Linked DNA regions of Homo sapiens: region 1 is linked to region 2. A link is an interaction called in ENCODE POLR2A ChIA-PET data of the cell type or tissue named here. Cell type or tissue: OCI-LY7. All regions are shown on one strand. Links, peaks and the distances in the headings refer to the core of each region. The heading gives the core; the rest is flanking DNA.

Region 1 (16,257 bases), core at 3,610-11,609, 86 kb after region 2:
AATAGCCTCACCGTTTTAATCCTGGCATCATCACCACTGACTTCTCCAGTCATCTAGGCACTAACAGTCCTATGAGGTACTGTTGTTATCATCATTTGAATGGAAAACTGTTCTTTGCACTCAAGTGATTTTCAGACATATAGAAAGAGTCACTTGTCGGCCAGGTGTAGTGGCTCACGCCTGTAATCCCAACACTGGGATTACAGGCCAAGGTGGGCGGATCACGTGAGGTCGGGAGTTCGAGACCAGCCTGACCAACATGGAGAAACCCCGTCTCTACTAAAAATATAAAATTAGTCGGGCGTGGTGGTGCATGCCTGTAATCCCAGCTACTCGGGAGGCTAAGACAGGAGAATCGTTTGAACTTGGGAGGCAGAGGTTGCAGTGAGTTGAGATCGCGCCATTGCACTCCAGCCTGGGCAGCAAGAGCAAAACTCCATCTCAAAAAAAAAAAGACACTTGTCTACATGACAAGAACTTTTTTGTGTATTTTAGTTGAAAAAGCTTTAGGAATGTTAGCTACTAAGAAGAAAGCCTGTGAATCCCAGAACTTTGGGAGGCCAAGACAGGCAAATCACTTGAAGCCAGGAGCTCAAGACCAGCCTGGTCAACATGGAAAACCCCATCTCTACTAAAAATACAAAAATTAGCCAGGAGTGGTGGTGCGCACCTGTAGTCCCAGCTACTTGGGAGGCTGAAGCACGAGAATCACTTGAACCCAGGAGGTGGAGGTTGCAGCGAGCCGAGATCGCGCCACTGCACTCCAGCCTGGGCAAGAGGGAGACTCTGTCTCAAAAAAAAAAAATGTCTGTGAGTTTGTGTATCTCTGTGTGTTTAAAATATTGATGTCTGGTAGAGGAGTTACATTTTTTATTTATCCTCAGATATTAGACTAATTTATCTTTCTCTCTCAGGGGGTCAAACCAACCTTCGCATACCTCAAGGCACTGTGGGCCAAGTAATGTTGGATGATAGGGCATACCTGGTACGCTGGGAATACTCCTATAGCAGCTGGACCCTCTTTACCTGCGAGATTGAAATGTTGCTTCATGTTGTTTCAACTGCAGGTAAGGTCAGCTTTCGGAAACATCACCTACGAGGAGGAAAAGTGGATATGCTTGGAGGATTTAGAAAATAGAATATCTACATAAAATTTAGAACCATCAAGATTGTGATTTGTCTGATTTGTGTATCTGGGTCTCAGAGACTGTTCAGTGATCTTAAAGGGGTTGTTTGCCGTGAGGTCACAGGCTGTCTTTCTTCTCAGATGTGATTCAGCACTGCCAGCGAGTCAAACCCATCATTGATCTCGTCCATAAGGTCATCAGTACAGACCTGTCGATAGCAGACTGTCTCCTGCCCATCACATCTCGCATCTACATGCTGCTGCAGCGGTGAGTCTGTCTTGGCTGACCCTCAGCTGCCCAGTAGAGATCTCAGCACTTGTGCCCTCAGTTTGCAGGAACCTGGACACATACCCACTGGGTTAAAGTTCGCGCATATTCCTTGGTTTTCCTGTTTTTATATCTGTGAGGGTTTTCCTGTTTTTATATGTCTGCTGAGGGGAGAGACTGGGGAGAGAGAAGTGGAAAAATGTTTGTGAGGGAACCAGTTGTATTATTTGCTTTATTGAGTATAGTGTATTGTTCTCCAACCAGGTTAACGACAGTGATCTCCCCACCTGTGGATGTCATTGCTTCTTGTGTCAACTGCTTAACTGTTTTGGCTGCCCGCAATCCAGCAAAGGTGAGATGCCAGATCTTCCCAAGAGCCAAAAATGTAGCACTTGGCACATACCTGAAGATATGTGGGCATTTAACTCTTCCTTTTCCTTCTCAGGTCTGGACTGATCTTCGTCACACAGGTTTTTTACCATTTGTGGCCCATCCTGTCTCCAGCCTGAGTCAGATGATTAGGTGAGCCAAGTCCTAGGGTGGTGGGCCATATTCCCTAGTGAGAACCACATATGTCTCAGATCTAGCCTAGGTTTATTAATTTTATTTTTATGTATTTGTTTGTTTATTTTTTTGAGATGGAGTCTCACTCTGTTGCCCAGGCTGGAGTGCAGTGGTGCAGCCTCCGCCTCCCATGTTCAAGCAGTTGTTGTGTTTCAGCCTCCCGAGTAGCTGGGATTATAGGCTCGAGCCACCACGCCCAGCTAATTTTTGTATTATTTATGTATTTATTTACTTTTTTTATTTTTTGAGATGGAGTTTCGCTCTGTTACCGAGGCCAGAGTGCAGTGGCACGATCTAAGCTCACTGCAGCCTCTGCCTCCCGGGTTCAAGCAATTCTCCCACCTCAGCCTCCCCGGTAGCCAGGATTACAGATGTGCGGCACCACGCCCGGCTAATTTTTTGTATTTTTAATAGAGACGAGGTCTTACCATGTTGGTCTGACTCGTCTGGAACTCCTGGTCTCAAGTGATCTGCCCGCCTTAGCCTCTCAAAGTGCTGGGATTATAGGCGTGAGCCACCGCGCCTGGCCTGATTTTTTTTTTTTTTTTTTTGAGATGGAGTTGCGCTCTTGTTGCCCCGGCTGGAGTGCAATGGCGTGATCTTGGCTCACCACAACCTCCGCCTCCCAGGTTCAAGTGATTCTCCTGCCTCAGCCTCCCAAGTAGCTGGGATTACAGGCATTCACCACCACGCCCCGGTAATTTTGCATTTTTGGTAGAGATAGTGTTTCACCGTGTTGGCCAGGCTGGTCTCGAACTCCTGACCTCAACTGATCCGCCTGCCTTGGCCTCCCAAAGTGCTGGGATTACAGGCATGAGCCATGGTGCCCGGCCGAGAGCAAGAGAGATTTCTTATCCAACATCAATCACGTTAGTATGTGAGCATTTACTTTCCAGCCCAGAAAATCCAGAGGTTTCTAGATTCAGGGACTTGGTGTCCCGTTATTAAGCCACAATCACTCTGTACTTTTTCTCATTTCATGGGTTCTCGAGCTCAGCCAGTAGACCACTTACCAGTACACAGGCTCCATCTTACTACCTGAGCATTCTCGCCTTGCTGTCTCTTGACAAAAATGTTTCCCTGATGTTCCTTTGATTTTTTTACTTTCAATCTAGGTTTTACATCAATAAAACATGTTCTTAATGTTTACCCTGGGTACAGAACTGTCTTGATTGGATTATTTCCACTGGAGAGCTTTTCTATTTTATATTCAAGTCATCTAGACTATAACAAGAATGCTCTATGATTAGTTTCTTGAAACCTTGAAATTTCCCTATCATTTTTTTTCCCTCTACTTCTTTTTCCAGTGCGGAAGGGATGAATGCTGGAGGGTACGGAAACCTCTTGATGAACAGTGAACAGCCTCAGGGCGAGTATGGGGTTACTATTGCCTTTCTGCGCTTGATCACCACCCTTGTCAAGGTACAGTCTGATTTTGTTCACAAAGGGCAGAAAAAGAAAAGGTCCAGTCTTGTCAGATGACTCTGAAATAGTTTCCCTGGCCCCTGGTGCTGTAATCTTCTTGTCTGTAGGCAGAATAGTCATCTTGAAGTTACAGTGACAACAGTTTCTATGTATTGAGTACCTAGTATGTGCCAGTTATGTACTCTATTAGGTGCTTAATTATGTGAATTTATTTAATGATTGGAAGGTTTATGAAGTAGAATGGAAGAGGCCAAAAGGGTATTGCAGTTACTATCAAGCTATTTTGACAGTAACCTGGGATAATATCATATCCCAGTATATATACATGTGTGTATATTCCTGAAGCAAAATTTCACAGTTTATTTCACAACATTTATTCTTACCACACAAGTTGTACCCTGATATTTTCTATTCAGTCTCCTCCCTATTTAAGTGAATTTTGACCATAGACTGATCTCATAATCTACTAATGGGTTACAACTCGGTTTGAAAAATACTGACATAGAGCATAAATAATGACATAGAGCATAAATTTTGGAGTCAGAATTAGGTTTACATTCAGGTTGACAGCTTACTAGCTGCATGACCTTGAGCAAGTAAAGAATATCTTAAGAGTCTCTAAAACAGAATGCTATATGGTCTCTACCTCATGGGATTGAGAAGAGGGTCATGCATGAAAAAAACTATACTTCCTGCCTGCAGGAATCAATGAATGCTTAAAAAGAAATGATTGTAGGCTGGGTGCAGTGATTCATGCCTGTAATCCCAGCACTTTGGGAGGCCGAGGCGGATGGATCACCTGAGGCTGATCAGGAGTTTGAGACCAGCCTGGCCAACATGGTGAAACCTCATCTCTACTAAAAATACAAAAATTAGCTGGGCGTGGTGGTGGACGCCTGTAATCCCAGCTACTCAGTGGGCTGAGGCAGGAGAATTGCTTGAACCTGGGAGGCGGAGGTTGCAGCGAGTCGAGATCACGCCATTGCACTCCAGCCTAGGTGCCAAGAGTGAAACTCCATCTTGGGGGCGAAAAAAAAGATTGCATATAGAGATAGGAATATATAGATATTTATATATAACTAAAGAGTCCCCATTTTTAGTAGAAGGATGCTACAGTTAACAGATATCATTGGGTATCAGATTTTTGCATATCAGATCTCCTTTCTAGTATTTCAGTGATGGGATTGAGGTTAGGGACGGCTGGCAATCATGATAGTGAAGTGGCATTGTTCATCATCAGCAATCCTCTATCCTTTATGTTTAAGGTGCCTCCCTTCTGTCCAGATTTAGCCTGCATCCCTTTTCTTCGTGTTGGTGCCTTTTGTGACATTCTCTTTCATCACTTTTTCTATTCTAGAAAAGACCCACAACTTGGGCTCAACTATAAAGTAGGACTTTTGATGTTTCTTTTTTTTCATTGATGACCAAGGTTTGCCTAGATTTCCTTTGGACCTATCTATGGTTTTGGAATTAAATCTCTAGGTAACTAAATGACTTTTCCTTAAATGTGCGGAAGTCCTCACTGCATGGTTTCTTGTAGGGGCAACTTGGTAGTACCCAGAGCCAAGGACTTGTACCCTGTGTAATGTTTGTGCTGAAGGAGATGCTTCCCAGCTACCATAAGTGGCGCTACAACTCTCATGGAGTGAGGGAACAGATTGGTAAGGACAGCATGGGCAGGGAAGACCTGGGGATTTCTGGCCCCACTGGAGAGCTTTTTTCTTTCCCTTTCTTGAGATAAGGGGTCATTTCACAAGGCCACATCATTCCTCTGTCTTTTCTGGAGTCCAGGTTGCCTGATCTTGGAGCTGATTCATGCGATACTGAACCTGTGCCACGAGACAGACCTGCACAGCAGGTAATGAAGGGTTGATTACTAGAGCTTGGTGCTCGCCAAGGCAAGACACGGGCTTTTGCTGTGCAAAGCCGTCTCAGTTCTTCCAGAGAATTTACCTTGCTTGAGCCCAGAACTCAGTAATCTTGAGGTTGTTAGTTGCTTTCCATTGGCCTGTTTATCATTTCTCACTGTGGACAGAGAAGTAGGAATGAGAGAGAGAGAGAGAGAGAGAGAGTGTGTGTGTGTGTGTGTGTGTGTGTGTGTGTGTGTGTGTGTGTATGTGTATACATACACTAATATATTAATCATTCTTTATGATCGTTACAAAAGTTCATTCCTGACGAGACACTCTTCATATATATCTGCATCCCAGGGCCAGTTACTATGTATTCTTGGTTTTTTCCTCTTTCTGTATTGACTGTAACTTTCTTTCCATGCTACTGCTTATAGATGTCTTATTTTAATGGTTCTATGCATTCCATCATATGGATTAATTATGATCCTTTTCAGTAGCTGTATCTGTTACTTGATGGACATTTAGATTGCTTCTCAGGGTGATCTTTAGGTGATCAAGTCTGTTTCAGGAAAGTGATCAGAGTGCCTTCAGCTTGCAGAGAGCTGGTCTCCAGTGTCCAGTAGGTTAGGTTAGCCACCCTAGCCTAATTGGACAATGCCCTTCCTTCCAAGATACACTGAGTGGCTCCCTGGTAACTCAGAATACCTCTGTCTTCCAGTCATACTCCCAGCCTGCAGTTTCTCTGCATCTGCAGCCTGGCATACACAGAAGCAGGACAGACAGTTATCAATATCATGGGCATTGGCGTGGACACCATTGACATGGTGATGGCTGCTCAGCCTCGAAGGTAGGGCTCCTTCTCCACGTTCCCTTTGTCTGTCTTTATTGTGCCTGCATGTTACTAATAACTCCAGTTTAAGTTAACTTGCAGTAGCTTTTAGAAGACGACATTGTTCTTCCTAGGACATAGCCTTTACATACCCTAGTGGCTGCTGTATAGATTGGCGTATAGCAAAGGGAGTTGATTACTCCTCCTCTCTCCTAGTTTGGACTGGGGCCTCTAACAGAAGCTGTTGAACTCTGGGATTATTGTTGGAATCTAATTCATGAGAGCACATATATTGCGAATGAAGTCATACTGTCTGAATCATCTTTGGTTTCCATTTGGCACCCTAGTGATGGGGCAGAGGGCCAGGGGCAGGGCCAGCTGCTGATCAAGACAGTGAAACTGGCATTCTCCGTCACCAACAATGTTATTCGGCTGAAACCTCCTTCTAATGTGGTGTCCCCCCTGGAACAGGCTCTCTCACAACATGGTATGTATTTCTCTTCCAGTCACAACATGGTATGTATTTCTCTTCCAGTCATTTTTGCTCATAAATACGTATCTTAGGCAGTGTTTTTGGATGTCAACAGTATTTTCTGCTTCTTGAGGAAGTTTGGGAATGATTACCAGCTCCTTTCCTGAAATTGGAAACAAAAGGACTAGATGGTACTTTATTTCTGCCTCCTATTGATGATAGAATAATAGTTAAGAATGCAGATTTGAAGTCAGACTGCCTTGGTTCAAATTTTGTATCCAATCAACTGTGTGACCTTGGGTACGTTATTAAACAACTCTGCCTCTGATTTCTCATCTGTAAAATGGGGATAATGGTACAGGTTGAGTATCCCTTATCTGAAATGCTTGGGACCAGAAGTGTTTTGGGTTTCAGATTTTTTTTTCATATTTTGGAATAGTTGCAGTATACTTACCAGTTTAGCATAAATCCAAAATGTTCCAGTGAGCATTTCCTTTGAGCTATAGTTAGAGATTTTGACACATTCCAGATTTTTTTTAATTTTTTAATTTTTTTTTTTTTTTTTTTTTTTTTTTGAGACAGTCTAGCTCTGTTGCCCAGGCTGGAGTGCAGTGGCGCAATCTCGGCTTACTGCAGCATCTGCCTCCTGGGTTTAAGCAATCCTCCTGCCTCAGCTTCCCGAGTAGCTGGGATTACAGGCATCTGTCCCACGCCCGGCTAATTTTTGTTTTGTTTTGTTTTATTTTGTTGTTTTGTTCTGTTTGGTAGAGACGAGCTTTCGCTATGTTGGCCAGGCTGGTCTCGAACTCCTGACCTCAGGTGACTTGCCCTCTTTGGCCTCCCAAAGTGCTGGGATTACAGGCATGAGCCACCGTGCTCTAATTTGAGGTTTTCAGATTATGGATGCCTGTAGTATCTTCCTAATAAGATTATAATAAAGGGCTGGGCATGGTGGCTCACGTCTGTAATCCCAGCACTTTGGGACGGTGAGGCTGGGGAGGATACTTTGAGTCCAGGAGTTCGAGACCAGCTTGGGCAAAATAAGGAGACCTCCATCTATACCAAAACAAACAAAAAAAAGTAGCTGGGCCTGGTGGCATATGCCTGTGGTCCCAGCTACTCAGGAGGCTGAGGTTGGGGGATTGTTTGAAGCTTGGCAGGTCAAAGCTGCAGTGAGCCATGATTTTGCCACTGCACTCCAGCTTGGACAACATAGTGAAACCCTCTCTCAAAAAGAAAAAAAGATAGGCTGGGTGCAGTGGCTCACGCTTTTAATCCCAGCACTTTGGGAGGCCGAGGTGGGCGGATCACGAGGTCAGGAGTTTGAGACCAGCCTGGCCAACACAGTGAAACCCCATCTCTACTAAAAATACAAAAGTTAGCTGGGTATGGTGGTGGGTGCCTGTAATCCTAGCACTTTGGGAGGCCGAGGTGGGTGGATCACTTGAGGTCGGGTTCAAGACCAGCCTGGCCAACATGGTGAAACCCTGTCTCTATTAAAAATTTTAAAAATTAGCTGGACGTGGTGGTGCACGCCAGTAATCCCAGCTACTCAGGAGGCTGAGGCAGGAGAATTGCTTGAACCTGGGAGGTGGAGGTGCAGTGAGTCGAGATCGTGCCACTGCACTTCAGCCTGGGTGACTGAGTGAGACTCTGTCTCAAAAAAAATTAATAAATAAATAAAAATTAATAAAATAAGCACCTATTTTATTCAAAATGTATCTTTGCTGTCGATGAGTTGGGTTGAACTGTTTATCCCCAAATTCTGACTATTCTTTTGCTCCTCAATCAAGAGAAGGATACAGCCACCTAGGTTTGCTGTGGCCCTCCAAGTACTTGAGGGTAAATTCCTTCACATACACACTGTGGGTCTTTTTTGAACAGTCAGTGCTCTAAGGACTTGAATTAGGCACACTTGATATCTAAACTGTTTCCTGTGCTGCTTTAGGTGCTCATGGAAACAACCTCATTGCTGTTCTAGCCAAATACATCTACCACAAACATGACCCTGCTTTGCCACGTCTTGCCATTCAGCTGCTGAAACGTCTGGCCACGGTAGGATCGTACTTCATGCACACACACTGTTTATATGAGGGTGTTTTTTTCCCCCTGATTACAAAAGACATGCTCAGGCCACGTGCAGCGGCTTAACGCCTGTATATAATTCCAGCACTTTGGGAGGCCAAGGTGGGAGGATCATTTGAGCCCAGGAGTTCAAGACCAGCCTGGGCCACATAGTGAGACCCCATCTCTAATATAGAAAAAAGGAGAAAAGGCTGCGTGCGGTGGCTCATGCCTGTAATTCCAGCACTTTGGGAGGCTGAGGTGGGTAGATCACAAGGTCAGGAGTTCAAGACCAACCTGGCCAAGATGGTGAAACCCTATCTCTCCTAAAAATACAAAAATTAGGGGGCCGGGCATGGTGGCTCACGCCTGTAATCCCAGCACTTTGGGAGGCCGAGGCGGGTGTATCACAGAGTCAGGAGATCAAGACCATCCTGGCTAATACGGTGAAACCCCTTCTCTACTGAAAAATACAAAAAATTAGCCAGGCATTATGGCAGGCGCCTGTAGTCCCAGCTAATTGGGAGGCTGAGGCAGGAGAATGGCATGCACTAGGGAGGCGGAACTTGCAGTGAGCTGAGATCGCGCCACTGCACTCCAGCCTGGGTGACAGAGCAAGACTCCATCTCAAAAATTAGCCAGGCGTGGTGGCAGGTGCCTGTGATCCCAGCTACTTGGGAGCCTGAGGCAGAGAGTTGCTTGAACCCGGGAGGCAGAAGTTGCGGTGAGCTGTGATCACGCCACTGCACTCCAGCCTGGGCGACAGAGCGAGACTCCGTCTCAAGATAAAAGGAGAAAAAAGACATGCTTATTGTAAAATATTTATTTAAATGTTACAAATAGATGTAACAGAAAGTTAAGATGCCCTATGATCTCCTTATTCCAAGAATCCCTATGGGCAGGGGGATATGCCATGCTCCAGATTTCTTTTTTTTTTTTTTTTTTTTGAAATAGGGTCTGGCTATGTCTCCAAGGCTGTGCTCCACATTTCTTATCTGTGTTCTTGTATTTTAAAAAGTATCGGCTGGGCGCTGTGGCTCACACCTGTAATCCCAGTACTTTGGGAGGCTGAAGCAGGTGGATCATGAGGTCAGGGGTTCAAGACCAGCGTGGCCAAGATGGTGAAACCCCACCTCTACTAAAAATACCAAAATTAGCTGGGTGGCAGGTGCCTGTAATCCCAGCTACTCAGGAGGCTGAGGCAGGAGAATCGCTTGAAACTGGGCAACAGAGGTTGCAGTGAGCTGAGATCACATCACTGCACTCCAGCCTGGGCGACAGAGTGAGACACCGCCTCAAAAAATAAAATAATAAAGGTATTTAGGGCTGGGCGTGGTGGCTCATGCCTGTAATCCCAGGACTCTGGGAGGCCCAGGTGGGTGGCTTGCCTGAGCTCAGGAGTTTGAAACCATCCTGGGCAACACGGTGAAACCCCATCTCTACTAAAATACAAAAAAATTAGCCGGGTGTGGCTGCGTGTGCCTGTAGTCCCAGGTACTCAGTAGGCTGAGGCAGGAGAATTGCTTGAACCCGGGAGGTGGAGGTTGCAGTGAGCCGAGTTCACACCACTGTGCTCCAGCCTGGGCGACAGAGTCAAAAAAAAAAAAAAAAGTATTTGAGTGTGTACTTTTGTTCTTGATAAAAGCAGAATTCCTGGTACTGTTTTTCTTTCTTTTTTTTTTTTTTTTTTGAGACGGAGTCTCGCTCTGTTGCCTAGGCTGGAGTGCAGTGGCGCGATCTCGGCTCACTGCAAGCTCCGCCTCCTGGGTTCAGCCATTCTCCTGCCTTAGCCTCCCGAGTAGCTGGGACTACAGGCGCCTGCCACTGCACCCGGCTAATTTTTTGTATTTTTTTTAGTAGAGACGGGGTTTCACCGTGGTCTCGATTTCCTGACCTCGTGATCTGCCCGCTTGGCCTCCCAAAGTGCTGGGATTACAGGCATGAGCCACCGCGCCCAGCCCTTCCTGGTACTGTTTTTGTTTTGAGACAGTCCCACTCCATCACCCAGGCTGGAGTGCTGTGGCATGATCTCACTGCAGCCTCCACTCCCAGGTTCATGCGATTCTCCTGTCTAAGCCTCCCAGGTTGCTGGGATTACAGGCGCCCACTACAACACCCAGCTGATTTTTTTGTATTTTTAGTAGGGACGAAGTTTTGCCATGTTGGCCAGGCTAGTCTCGAACTCCTGATCTCAAGTGATCTGCCTGCCTCAGCCTCCCAACATGCTGGGATTACAGGCGTGAGCCACTGTGCCTGGCCCCTGGTACTGTTTTATGACTGGCTTCCTTTACTTGATACCATATCAGGCAGTCTTGATGTGCTTCATGCCACATAGGCACATTTGGACTTCCTTCATTCTTTTTTGTCTTTTTTCCTTTTTTTAATTTGGACTTCCTTCATTCTTTTTAATGTTTGCATATCACATCCTAGAATGGATGCATCCTGATTTATTTGCGCTACTTTCTGTCTTTCACTATTACAAGCAGTGCTGCAGTGAACATTATTATCCCTACCACCCTGTAAACATTTGTTTACAGTTCCAAAGATTTATGTAGGTATAAATGAACATGATATTTTTTATTAGATATTTCCAAATTACCTTCCAAAAAACATTGTAACAGTTTATACTTATAACACCAAGTATTCTATCGTTGCTGCAAGGTCTTCATCATTGTTTAGTCTTTGCCAATCTAATAAGCAAAAAAATGTTTCACTTTTCAGTTTGTATTTATTTAACCATGAGGGAAGTTGAGCATTTCTTTATACTGATTACTGTCTTTCCTGTGAATTTGCGGGCATCTCATGCTTGTTTGTGGTGATGTCCCTTTTAGCCCAGAGCTGTAGTCTGGATGCTTCCCTTTCTGCCAATTTTCTGGGAGCTCTTCAGTGCCCTTCTGTGGGAGCCCATTGAGGTTTTTGTGGAAGCAGAGCTCTAAGCCTGTGTGTTCCGGTCTCCACCAGGTGGCCCCAATGTCAGTGTATGCTTGTCTGGGCAATGATGCGGCTGCCATTCGTGATGCCTTCCTGACCCGATTGCAGAGCAAAATTGAGGACATGCGCATCAAAGTCATGATTCTAGAGTTCCTCACTGTTGCAGTAGAGACCCAGCCAGGCCTCATCGAACTGTTTCTGAACCTGGAAGTTAAGGATGGCAGTGATGGCTCAAAGGTAAGCCTGTAACCTGGGATGACACTGGGAGTTGGCTCACTGGGAGGCAGATGCTGGGCTCTGCAAGTACAGCTGCTGGCAGTGGCTGTGGAACTGAACTCTTACCTGTCCCTTCTTGCAGGAATTCAGCCTTGGGATGTGGAGCTGTCTCCATGCAGTGCTGGAGCTGATTGATTCCCAACAGCAAGATCGATACTGGTGCCCACCCCTGCTGCATCGTGCCGCCATTGCCTTTTTGCATGCTCTGTGGCAGGATCGGAGGGACAGTGCCATGCTGGTCCTCCGAACCAAGTAAGTCTGCCTCTGGGAGTAGTTTCATTGTTCTGGTCTATAAAATGGGAGTAATAATAGCTCTTATCCCAGAGGTTTGTTGTGACAGTTCACTGGGAATAAGAGTGCTTAGTCCTGGTTCAATACCTGGGAGTTTTACACTAATTCTCTTTCTAATGCTGCTGCAAGTATTAAGGATCTTTAAATATTAAGCACCTGGAAGGTTCAGTTGCTTTTGTGTTCCTGCCTTTTGCTAACTAGCTGCATCAAAACTCATTATTCTTGAGAAACAGTAGATTCAGGAGAGAGGCGCTTGCTCAAGTCACTGGATTGAATGAAACATTCCGTTCTATTGGACCTGCTGGCACAAAGGGAAGGAGTGTTAAAAGGCTAAATTTGGGAGTCTGCTGTCTTATTTCCCTCCCTCCTCTTCTGTGGGGCTTTTGGGAATCTACAGTGGAAGGAATCTTGAAGAGTTTTTATTGATCAACTCTATAATGCATAAGTGTGATTCATGAGAGGAAAATGTAATTTTATCTATGGAAACCTTTCATTTATACGGGAACAACTGACTTATCAGACACATATTAGGATTGAGACTGGTAAAATATGAAGTGACCACCAAAGGGAGCTTGAGAGAGGAGAAAATGACTGTGAGAGGGAAAAAGTTATGATTTCAAACATTTATTTCCTTTTTAGACCCAAGTTTTGGGAAAATTTAACCAGTCCGCTGTTTGGAACCCTTTCTCCTCCCTCTGAAACATCAGAGGTAAGCTGTGGCAGAGGGCAGGATGGTGGCTACAAGTCCCTTGGAGGAAAGGCTGTGGGCTGTGAGATGGGGCCGTAGACAATGATACCTCCCCTAATTAAACAACAGAATGTTCCCTTCACTAGAAACGTCTTTCTCAGGGAAGTGCCAGCTTTCTGTCCCTTTGATGTCTTGCTTTGGGAAGGAAAGTGGTTTGCGCTACTGTGTGTTGGTGGCTCTGTGGTCTTCTCCATTCAGTTGGAGACGTTGTGGACCTGACGCCTCTGCTCTTGCAAGTCAGGACATTCACATTCAACAGGGGTTGTGCTAACTTGTTCTGCAAGTGTTGGGCCCCTGCTCTGTTCCCTGTTTGATATACTGGGGGAGATCAGTGATCAGAGATGTGATAATTGCCTGTTCTGCTATCTCCACAGCCCAGCATCCTGGAAACCTGTGCCCTAATCATGAAGATAATTTGCTTGGAGATATACTATGTAGTAAAGTGAGTACTTTCCCCTCTTGAGATTTTAACTGAAGGTTGGGGGAGTGGGAGTTGGTGGCCTACCACTGGGTGCATGGCTGGAAGAGCCAAGGCAGAGGAGAGAACTGGTTTGGAACCATTCATGGAAGGCCAGTGAGCTGTGTTCCTGGCCAATCCACCGATGGCATTTATGATTGTCAGAAAGAGTTATTGTGAAGCAAACTCCATGCAACTGGGATTTTATGGAGGAGGAATCCTGGAAAGGCCTCAGCCTAACCCACACGTTGGAGGTGTCCTGGAGCCGTCTGCCTTTAAGCCCATGCAAGGTCGTTTTCTCTGCCTCAACAAGGGTCTGTACCCATTATATTCCCATCTGCTTTCAAAATCTAACTGGAGGTTTTTTCTTGACACTGTAGGGGTTCATTAGACCAGTCATTAAAGGATACACTGAAGAAATTTTCCATCGAGAAACGCTTTGCCTACTGGTCAGGGTATGTCAAGTCATTGGCAGTTCACGTGGCCGAAACAGAAGGCAGCAGCTGCACCTCCTTGTTAGAGTACCAGATGCTGGTGTCCGCCTGGAGGATGCTTCTCATCATTGCCACCACTCATGTAAGACCCTTTTGGGGAGAGTTTTCACTTTGGTACCTTAGCAATGATGTGTTGACATGAGCCTAGCAGATACAGCTCCTTGTGCGGAAGAATTAATCAGGGTTTATCCCTGAGAGCTAAACTGTAATAGGTTCTATGCTGAGAGATTGGGACTGTGGGGTATTTGAGGGTGTTGGGTCCAGGAGACCATTAAGAGGAATGCAGAGAAGTGATTTGAAATCCTTTCAGAGTTCCTAAAGCCTCCTGTACCTCCCTTAGGCCTTGGCTGGGTCTTAGCTGCTCCCTGGCTGCATCTGCCTCTTGTGCAAAGGCATAACTGTCTTCTCGTGCTGTGTACCTTGTAGATGCTAGGTCAATAAATACTTGTTGACTAGTCAGCAGGGAGCTGTGACAGCTGCAGCAGCACCCTCTCTAAAAAGCAGTTTGTCATTGGTTCTAGAAACTGCATTTCCTGGTCTTAGAAAAAGAACAGAGGCCATTGTCTCTGTACTCTGTCTACTGGGAGTTGGTTTTGAGAGAGAGAGATAACATCTGGAAGAAATGCATTGTTCTTGGCTTTTTTGTGGTTTGACTCCGTCACGCTGTATCATAAGGACTTGGTATTGAAGTGTTCTTTCTTGGGGTATCCAGATTAATTTTTTTTTTTTTTTCTTGAGACGGAGTCTTGCTCCGTCACCCAGGCTGGAATGCAGTGGTGCGATCTTGGCTTACTGCAACCTCCGCCTTCCGGGTTCAAGGAATTCTCCTGTCTCAGCCTCCCAGGTAGCTGGGATTATAGGTGCCTGCCACCACGCCCAGCTAATTTTTGTATTTTTCGTAGAGATGGGGTTTCACCTTGTTGGTCAGGCTGGTCTCGAACTCCTGACCTCAGGTGATCCACCCACCTCGGCCTCCCAAAGTGCTGGGATTACAGGTGTGAGCCACCACGCTTGGCCCAGATTAATCTTTTGACTTCATGAACAACTTCAGCTTGATAGATGCCTCCTTTTTCCAAGCACCTCCTACATCTGTGAAATTTGTTGCCTAGTGCCAGACTGCCCACATGCTTGGAGCTTTGAGCCTAGGAGGGGCAGGTTTGTGGCTACTCTTGCTGTGGCATGGTGGTTTTGGACCCCTAAGGCTCCAAACACACTTAAAGGCTCACCTGTCTTTGAGAATGGTTGATTCCCCAGGGTATAACCTTTATGTCACCTGCCTTTTAGGCCCTAGTTAGGCAGCAGTTCTTGAATTGTAGCTCTGAAAATCCCACCATCCTCTTTCCCCAAAGGAAACCTATCTGGCTCTCTGTCTCACCTGTCTACCTATACAAAAGAAAAGAAAAAAAAAGAGAAAGAAACCTAAGTCCAGGATGTTGGTCACCCATTCATTCTCTTAATGGCATTAGTGGAACGCTTCCAGGCATTGAGATGCAGCAGTGAATAAGGCAGATAAGATCTTTGATCGCATAGAGAGTGCCCTATGATGGAGGAGGTAAATTATAAACAAATTTAGCAATAAAAAATATGGTTTCAGATAGTGATAATTTGCTGTGAAGGAAATAATTAAAGTGCTGTGGTAATGAACACATGAGATAGAAGTAGTCAGGGTGGCCTTCTCTGAGTGGTGATGTCCCAGCTGAGAGCTGAATGTGTGAAGAAGCCTTCCAGGTGGAGCCCGTGGAGGAGAGAAGTCTAGGCAGATGGACTTGCAAGTGCAAAGTTCCAGCAGTGGAAAAGAGCTTGATATGTTCATGAAAGAGGCAAGCAGGGTTGGACTAGAGTGAGCACAGATGGGACTGATACTACATCAGTTGGACCAGATCCTGTGGGGTCTTTGGACCATGTTGAAGAGCTTGGTTTGCGTTTCCCGGGCACTGGGAAGCCTTTCAAGGATTCTAAGCAGAGGGAGGACAGAGTCTCAAAGAGGAGGTGAACCTGGGCTTGATTCTGACCATATCTAAGGGTTGACAGAAGAACAGCAGGGCCTTCAAGCCCTATTTTACTTTATTTTTTAGGGAACAGGATCTCACTATGTTGATCAGGTTGGAGTGCAGTGGTGCAATCATGGCTCACTGCAGCCTCAACCTCCAGGGCTCACGTGATCTTCCCACCTCAGCCTCCCAAGTAACTAGGACTACAGGCATGCACCACCATACCCAGCTAATTAAACATTTTTTGTTGTTGTTGAGATAGGGTCTCATCATGTTGCCCAGACTATAAGCCCTATTTTATTTTATTTATTTATTTAAGACGGAGTCTCTCTCTGTCGCCAGGCTGGAGTGCAGTGGTGCGATCTCGGCTCACTGCAGCCTCCGCTTCCTGGGTTCAAGCAATTCTCCTGCCTCAGCCTCCCGAGTAGCTGGGACTACAGGTGCGCGCCACCATGCCTGGCTAATTTT
Region 2 (8,000 bases), core at 1-8,000:
GGTGCTGCCTGTCTGGGCCCACTGTAAATCCAGGTTTGAACGCCACCTCTGTCACTTATAGGCGGTATGAAGTTGGGCAGAAGACTTCTGTCTCTGAGCCGGTTTCCGTGGTTATAAAATGGACACCTTAAAAAAAAAAGCCTTAACAAAAGGACATTCTCATATGTGTTAGAACGTGGTGAGCCTTGAGGACATTACGTTAAGTGATACAGCCCATCACAAAAGGACAAATACCTTATGATTCCACTTACATGAGGTCCCTAGAGAAGTCAGATTGACAGAGAGAGGAAGTGGGATGGAGTGCTTGGAGGCGGTGGGAGGAAGGGGTGTCGTGTTTAAGGGGTGTGGGTTTCAGTTTAACGAGATGAAGAGAGTTCTGTGTATGGTGGTGATGGTTGCACAACAGTGAATGTGCTTCATGCCACTGAACTACACCCCTGAACATGGGTAAGATGGTACATTTTCAGTTACATGTGTTTTATGACAGTCTAAAAAAATTGAGGGGAAAAAATGGACCTGGAAACAATGGGGACCTCCTGGCTCAGTGCAGGGGAGAATCTGGCCTTGGCCTTGGTTGTCTGTTTCTGAACTGGAACTGCTCTCTTGTGGGTATCTAGTCATCTGCAGTCCTGAGTTCCTGGGCAGGTCCTTGCACTGGGCCCCTCCCTGTGGGGATTCCTCAGGGCTGGGCAGGGAAAGGAAGGGCCCAGGCTTCCTGGCTTTAGCTGCCTTCCCTACCCCAGCCCCAACCCACATCCACCTGAAACTGCTGCTGGCCTCTCCACCACACCGGGGGCCCACGCCCTGCAGCACCCCACCCCACCTTGTCCCCTTTCAGGTGCTCTCTGGGAGAGACTCTGAGTGTATCGAGTCCTAACAATTGACTCTTGTCCTCAAAGAGAATCTGGCTTCACTAGGTGCTGAGGAGGTGGAAGAAAGATTATACCAGCCTGGGCTGACTGCGCCCCACTCTGCACAAAGCACTTTAAAAGCATTTGGGGGCTGGACGCAGTGGCTCATGCCTGTAATCCCAGCACTTTGGGAAGCTGAGGTGGGCAGATCGCTTGAGGTCAGGAGTTTAAGACCAGCCTAACCAACATGGTGAAACCCTGTCTCTACTAAAATACAAATATTAGCCGGGCATGGTGGTGGGCGCCTATAATCCTAGCTACTCAGGAGACTGAGGGAGGAGAATCGTTTGAACCCAGGAGGTACAGGTTGCAGTGAGCTGAGATCATGCCACTGCTCCAGCCTGAGTGACAGATTGAGACTCCGTCTCAAAATAAAAATAAAAATAAAAGCATTTAGTTCCTAAGACTTGCTGGGTGCAGTAGCTCATGCCCGTAGTCCCAGCTACTTAGGAGGCTGAGGTGGGAGGATCACTCAAGTTCAGGCGTTTGAGGCCAAATGGGCAACATAGCAAGACCCCATCTCTCAAATTTTTATTTTAAATTAGTCCAGTGTGAGGCCCAGCGCAGTGGCTCACACCTGTAATCCCCGCACTGTGGGAAGCTGAGGTGGGCAGATCATGAGGTCAGGAGCTCGAGACCAGCCTGACCAACATGGTAAAACCCTGTCTCTACTAAAAATATAAAAATTATCCGGGCATGGTGGTGCACGCCTGTAATCCCAGCTACTCCAGAGGCAGAGGCAGGAGAGTTGATTGAACTCGGGAGGTGGTGGTTGCATTGAGCCGAGATCGTGCCACTGCACTCCGGCCTGGGCGATAGAGCAAGACTCCATCTCAAAAAAAACAGACCGGGCACAGTGGCTCATGCCTGTAATCCCAGCACTTTGGGAGGCCAAGGCGGGTGGATCATGAGGTCAGGAGATGGAAACCATCCTGGCCAACATAGTGAAACCCCGTCTTGACTAAAATATGAAAAATTAGCCGGCCGTGGTGGTGGCGCGCCTGTAGTGCCAGCTGCTTGGGAGGCTGAGTCAGGGGAATTATTCGAACCTGGGAGGCGGAGATTGCAGTGAGCCCAGATCGTGCCACTGCACCCCAGCCTGGCAATAGTGTGAGACTGCCTCAAAAAAAAAATTTTTTTTTACCCTAGTGTGGTGCTACATGCCTACAGTCCAGCTACTCTGGAGGCCAAAGCAGGAGGATTGCTTGAGGCCAGGAGTTTGAGACCAGCCTGGACAACATAGCAAGACCCCGTCCCATTTAATTAAAATAATTCCATGGCCTCCTCCCAGCAGCCCTGCGTGGTATCATGCCCACCATGTATGTGAAGAAACTGAGGCTGCAAGCAGTGAAGAGCTTGTCCAAGGTCCCACAGAGAGGCTACCAGAGTCCAGGCCCACACCTTGGTACTGGCTTCCCCTCTTCATCCTCGGCAAGAGCCGTGTGGGAGGGAGCCTGCCCCTGTAGGGGGCAGGCAGGTGGCTCTGACCACCCGGCTGGCTCCTGTTGGGGTGGGGCTCCTTTCCCCACACCCTTGGGAACTCAACCCTGGATTTGGTGCCTGCACCCTCTTTCCTGATCTCCCCCGAAGCCCCATCAGAGAGGGGCAGTGACTTTTCCAGAATCACACAGCAGAGGACAAGGAAACGGGTGCAGCTGGGGGTGACCCCTCCAGACAGGTTACCCTTACCAGGGGTAGGCCCAGGCACCAGCCGGGCCAGGCCTGTGAGAGACTCCAGTCCAGGCCCTTCTCAGCTCTGCAGCCAGCCCCAGGCTCTGCCATTGGAACCCCAGGGCCCTCCTCCACTCCCCAGACACACTCAAACTGGAGAGAGGAACCTGAAGCAGAAGTCCCACCTTGATCATTTTTTTTTACCCCCGCTGGACCTAGCCAAGGGCTGAACAGAGTCCGGATGTTCCCAGACCAAGCACGGAGTTGGGGCGGGTGGTCAGAATCAGACCTGATTGGGACGGTGTTTCCTGCCTTGGGCAGGTGGTTTTGCCTCTGTGAGCCTCAGTTTCCCTCACCTGTGTGACTGAGCTGGGAACACTTCCTGCCTCAGAAGGAGGAGTCTGGGTGGTACAGACAAGCCCCAGGTCGGCGGGGCTGGGGCGGCTCCTCGCAGAGGAAGCAGGTGTTTCTGTGAGCGAACACACCCCACTCCCTGAACACGAGGGAGGTGTTGCAGTATCATTGTCACCACATCCTGCCCGCTCAAACAGCCGCGCCCGCCCTGGCTGTCTCATTCCAGACTTGGGGGCAGGCAGGCTGCTGCATGCACCGGGCTCCTCTCCTCCCTCTTCTGTTCCCCAGTCTTTAGGTCCTGGCCCTGGATGGGGACTCCAGGTGTCCACATGTCTCAGTGGAGGCAGCTGTGTGATTCAGAAGCTCTCCCAGTGCCACTTTCTTTCCCAGCAGTGTAGGTGGTGCGTGGACCCACCTGGTCATTAGAGGGCCCGGGCCTTCCTGTGGGGCGGGTGCTTGCCCTGGCCCGTGAGTCCTGGCATCACTAGGAGGACTGACTTCTGGCCTGGAGCTGCCAGCCCAGGGCGGGCGGTGGTGTCTGCTGGCCCCTTTGTGACCTGAGCGCTGGTAATGCTGAGGGGCGGGGAAGCTGCACTCCCAGTCCTGTTTCTCTTGGCACCGCCTGGGTGAGACCTTGGGCAGGCGGAGGGCAAGTCCCACATGGTGGCGAGGACCTGAGCCCGGTGGTAGAGGGACAGGCCTGCTGGGTTTGTTCTTACTCTACTCTGCCCCTTAATAGCAGGGGGATGTTGGCAGGTGATGTCACCTTCCTGAGCCTTAGCACCCCCATCTCTGGGATGGGGCTATAGAGGCCTGGCCTCTTGGGCATCAAGGATGACCCTAGGAGGGCCTGCAGGGGAGGCCTGCCTGGTGCCTGGCACACTTCCAGGCCCTCAGCACTGGCTGTGGCCATCATCACCCTTGCTGAGTGCCCCATTCCACCTGCCTCACATGGGGTCCTGCTCTGCCTTCCTCCTGTCCTCCCCATCCAGCATAGCCTAGAAAGATTGGGGCTGGGGAGTGTTTGGCATTTGCAGAGAGGTGCTGTTCTTTTTTTTTTTTTTTTTTGAGTCGGCACCTCGCTCTGTCACCCAGGCTGGAGTGCAGTGGCGTGATCTCGGCTCACTGCAAGCTCCACTTCCCGGGTTCACGCCATTCTCCTGCCTCAGCCTTCCAAGCAGCTGGGACTACAGGCGCCTGCCACTATGCCCGGCTAATTTTTTTGTATTTTTAGTAGAGACGGAGTTTCACCTTGTTAGCCAGGATGGTCTCGATCTCCTGACCTCGTGATCCGCCCGCCTTGGCCTCCCAAAGTGCTGGGATTACAGGCGTGAGCCTCTGTGCCTGGCCCGAGAAGTGCTGTTCTTAAAGAGTTCCTACCTAGGCCGGGCACGGTGGCTCACGCCTGTAATCCCAGAACTTTGGGAGGCCAAGGCAGGTGGATTGGTTGAGGCCAGGAATTCAAGACCAGCCCGGCCAACATGGCAAAACACCGTCTCTACTAAAAATACAAAAATTAGCTGGATGTGGTGGCGGGCGTCTGTAATCCCAGCCACTTGGGAGATTGAAACATGAGAATCACTTAAACCCAGGAGGCAGAGGTTGCAGTGAGTCAGGATCATGCCACTGCACCCCAGCCTGGGTGACAGAGTGAGACTGTCTCAAAAAGGGAAAAAAAAAAAGTTTGTTACTATTCTGGTTATTAACATTATCAGTAATCAAAGAAAGGTGGCCCATCATCTGGGCACCCCTGTTCCTCTCCTAAGAGAGACAGACACATTTGACACAGGCATTTAAAACTTGGTTTAGATAAAAATCTAGGTTCTGGGTTACAGTGTAAAGTAAAAATTGAATGTAAAGTAAAAGCACAATTTGGCCAGGCATGGTGACTCACACCTATAATCCCAGCACTGTGGGAGGCCGTGGCAGGTGGATCACCTCAGGTCAGGAGTTCGAGACCAGCCTGGCCAACGTGGCGAAATTCCGTTTCTACTAAAAATACAAAAATTAGCTGGGCGTGGTAGCGTGTGCCTGTAATCCAGCTGCTTGGGAGGCAGAGGCAGGAGAATCATGTGAACCCAGGAGGCGGAGGCTGTGGTGAGCTGAGATTGTGCCACTGCACTCCAGCCTGGGTGACAGAGCAATACTCTGTCTCTAAATAAATAAATAAATAAAAGCACAATTTATTCTAATACACAGAAAGGGCTGGGTGCAGTGCCTCACTCCTGTAATGCCAACACTTTGGGAGGCTAAGGCCAGAGGATTGCTTGAGGCCAGGAGTTTGAAACCAACTTGGCCAACATAGTGAGATCCTGTCTCTACAAAAAATTTTAAAAATTAGCCGGGCATGGGCCAGGTATGGTGGTTCACACCTGTAATCCCAGTACTTTGGGAGGCCAAGGCGGGCGGATCACAAGGTCAGGAGAACGAGACCATCCTGGCTAACACGGTGAAACCCCGTCTCTACTAAAAATACAAAAAAAAATTAGCCGGGTGTGGTGGGCGGGTGCCTGTAGTCCCAGCTACTTGGAAGGCTGAGGCAGGAGAATGGCGTGAATCTGGGAGGCGGAGCTTGCAGTGAGCCAAGATCGCACCACTGCACTCCAGCCTAGGCAACAGAGCGAGACTCCGTCTCAAAAAAAAAAAAAAAAAAAAAAAAAATTAGCCAGGCATGGTGGCACACACCTGTAGCCCCAGCTACCTGGGGGAGGCTAAGGTAGGAGGATTGCTTGACCAGGAGGTTGAGGCTGCAGTGAGCCATGATCACGCCACCGCACTCTAGTTTGGGCAACAGAGCAAGATCCAATCTCTTACAAGAAAAATTATAAAATTATAAAATACACAGAAAGGACTGGAAGGTTATTATTCAGTGAAAAGTTAACAGTGTGTAACCCTGGTGGGGATTGTAAAGCGGATTCTTCTTTTTTTGCTGCTACGCTTTTTTACAATTTTCCGTATGTTCTCCAGGGAACATCTAGTACCTTATCCCTCCGTGACAGCCATACGTCTTTCATTGTAAGAGCAACCAGCCTTGGCCGTGTGACCACGAATGGCCACAGAGAGGCATTCTCACAGAGATCTTGCTGCGTGCCTCCTGTGTAGCACAGTCTGGGTTTCCTAATGTGGCTTCTCAGCCAGTGTTTCCCAAGCTTGGCCAATCATTAGAGTCACCAAAGTTATGTGTTAAAAATCAGGTTCCCAGCCAGGCACGGTGGCTCACTCCTGTAATCCCAGCACTTTGGGAGGCTGAGACGGGCAGATCAGGAGGTAAAGGGATCGAGACCATCCTGGTCAACATCGTGAAACCTTGTCTCTACTAAAAAACACAAAAATTACCTGGGCATGGTGGTGCAGGCCTGTAGTCCCAGCTACTCGGGAGGCTGAGGCAGGAGAATCACTTGAACCCTGGAGGCAGAGGTTGCAGTGAGCCGAAATGATGCCACTGCACTCCAGCCTGGCGACAGAGCAAGACTCCGTCTCAAAAAAAAAAGAAAAATCAGATTTCCAGCTTCTCGCCATAGTAGTCAAACTAGACTCTCTCTGGGAGAGCCTGCTGTTGCTGCTGTTTTTAATTCCTTTATACACACGCAACCAGAGATGATTTTACATTAAGGCCTCTCTGTGATCACCCAGTTTGTGAGGGAGGAGAGCCTTATTCTTAATCCCCTCTCTTGAGGCCGCTCCCCTAGGAGCCTGTCATTAAGACCCACTATGTGACCTTTGGTCTTCCGAGTGTTCCCAGAATCTTGTACACACATAACTATACACACATGTGGAATTTTGTTGTTGAAGCAGGGTCTCTGTCACCCAGGCTGGAGTACAGCGACGGGGTCATAGCTCACTGCAGCTTCAACCTCCTGGACTCAAGCGATCCTCCCACTTCATCCTCCCAAAATGCTGGGATTACAGGCTAGGATTACAGGCGTGAGCCACCATGCCAGCCCCCATGTGGAATTTTTTTTTTTTTTTTTTTTTTTGAGTTGGAGTTTCACTCTTGTCGCCCAGGCTGGAGTGCAATGGCACAATCTCAGCTCACTGCAACCTCCACCTCCCGGGTTCAAGTGATTCTCCTGTCTCAGCCTCCCGAATAGCTGGGATTACAGGCACCCGCCACTACGCCAGGCTAATTTTTGTATTTTTAGTAGAGACCGAGTTTCACCATGTTGGCCAGGCTGGTCTTGAACTTCTGACTTCAGGTGATCCACCCACCTCGGCCTCCCAAAGTGCTGGGATTACAGACGTGAACCACGTGGAATTTTTAAACCTTGCTCTTTGTTTTATGGAAGTGAGTTCATGTTGTGCCCCCTCTGCATGTTGCTTTCTTTCCTCATATTTTGCGGGAATCCCTCCAGCCCTTTGCTGCAGCTTTACAGCAGCTGGTTCCCAGTGAACTGGGAGTTTTAAATGTGTCCCTCTGGTCAATCTGTTCATTAAATAGGTGGACTTTAGAAAGGAGTTCCCGATTGCTCTTACTGGAATGCAAGGGATGGAGCAGAGAACCCTGAGGCTGCACTGGGGATCTGTCTAATCTCACTGTGCTCAGTCTTCCTGTGTATTAAATGGGGAGCCTGCCTGCCTCCCCCAGGGTGGTTTCCCAGCCAAGTGGCCACATGCTTTCTGCAGAAGGGCTGATAAGTGGGCTGCCCCGTGGAGTAGGCAGGCTTTGGCTCCCAGCTAGATTTGAGGTGGAATTTTGGACAATGGAAGAATTTTCATTGTCTTCTTCCCCTGACCCCTGGTCCTAGGAAAGCCAGGCCACCCTGTGCTAACCCCCCTCCTATGGCTCCCTTTTAGGTTGAACCATGATTCCGGTGACAGAGCTCCGCTACTTTGCGGACACGCAGCCAGCATACCGGATCCTGAAGCCGTGGTGGGATGTGTTCACAGACTACATCTCTATCGTCATGCTGATGATTGCCGTCTTCGGGGGGACGCTGCAGGTCACCCAAGACAAGATGATCTGCCTGCCTTGTAAGTGGGTCACCAAGGACTCCTGCAATGATTCGTTCCGGGGCTGGGCAGCCCCTGGCCCGGAGCCCACCTACCCCAACTCCACCATTCTGC

The links. ChIA-PET counts read pairs that join two places held together with the same protein. Peaks named below come from ENCODE experiments on the same cell type or tissue, not always from the same donor. Only the 100,000 strongest peaks of a DNase experiment are listed, where the experiment ranks them.
Region 1: POLR2A ChIA-PET joins it to region 2 with 17 read pairs; 4 of 35 experiments call an interaction of 5 or more read pairs at or near these places.

What each region holds. Positions count from the first base shown.
Region 1 is chr9:128,981,635-128,997,891 of GRCh38, forward strand. NUP188 (nucleoporin 188) reads left to right here. Exons shown (of 44, transcript NM_015354.3): 16 at 915-1,067; 17 at 1,268-1,394; 18 at 1,659-1,746; 19 at 1,840-1,916; 20 at 3,266-3,380; 21 at 4,924-5,044; 22 at 5,175-5,241; 23 at 5,955-6,083; 24 at 6,413-6,552; 25 at 8,486-8,592; 26 at 11,563-11,769; 27 at 11,891-12,060; 28 at 12,739-12,808; 29 at 13,222-13,289; 1 more. It overlaps LOC101929314 (a long non-coding RNA gene), which reads right to left. Exons shown (of 4, transcript XR_007061810.1): 3 at 12,256-12,400; 4 at 12,020-12,097. Among named protein-coding and RNA genes, the nearest start is that of SH3GLB2, 39 kb to the right of the region's middle. In OCI-LY7, for the core only: a CTCF peak has its summit at 11,522 (motif pointing right); no DNase peak of the experiment used is centred there.
Region 2 is chr9:128,899,427-128,907,426 of GRCh38, forward strand. LRRC8A (leucine rich repeat containing 8 VRAC subunit A) reads left to right here. Exons shown (of 4, transcript NM_019594.4): 3 at 7,731-8,000. The coding sequence starts at 7,739. Among named protein-coding and RNA genes, the nearest start is that of PHYHD1, 18 kb to the right of the region's middle. RefSeq lists an enhancer at 692-831 and a silencer at 4,315-4,487. In OCI-LY7, for the core only: no CTCF peak of the experiment used is centred there; a DNase peak (open chromatin) is centred at 3,075; H3K4me3 peaks cover 1,065 bases; H3K27ac peaks cover 3,082 bases.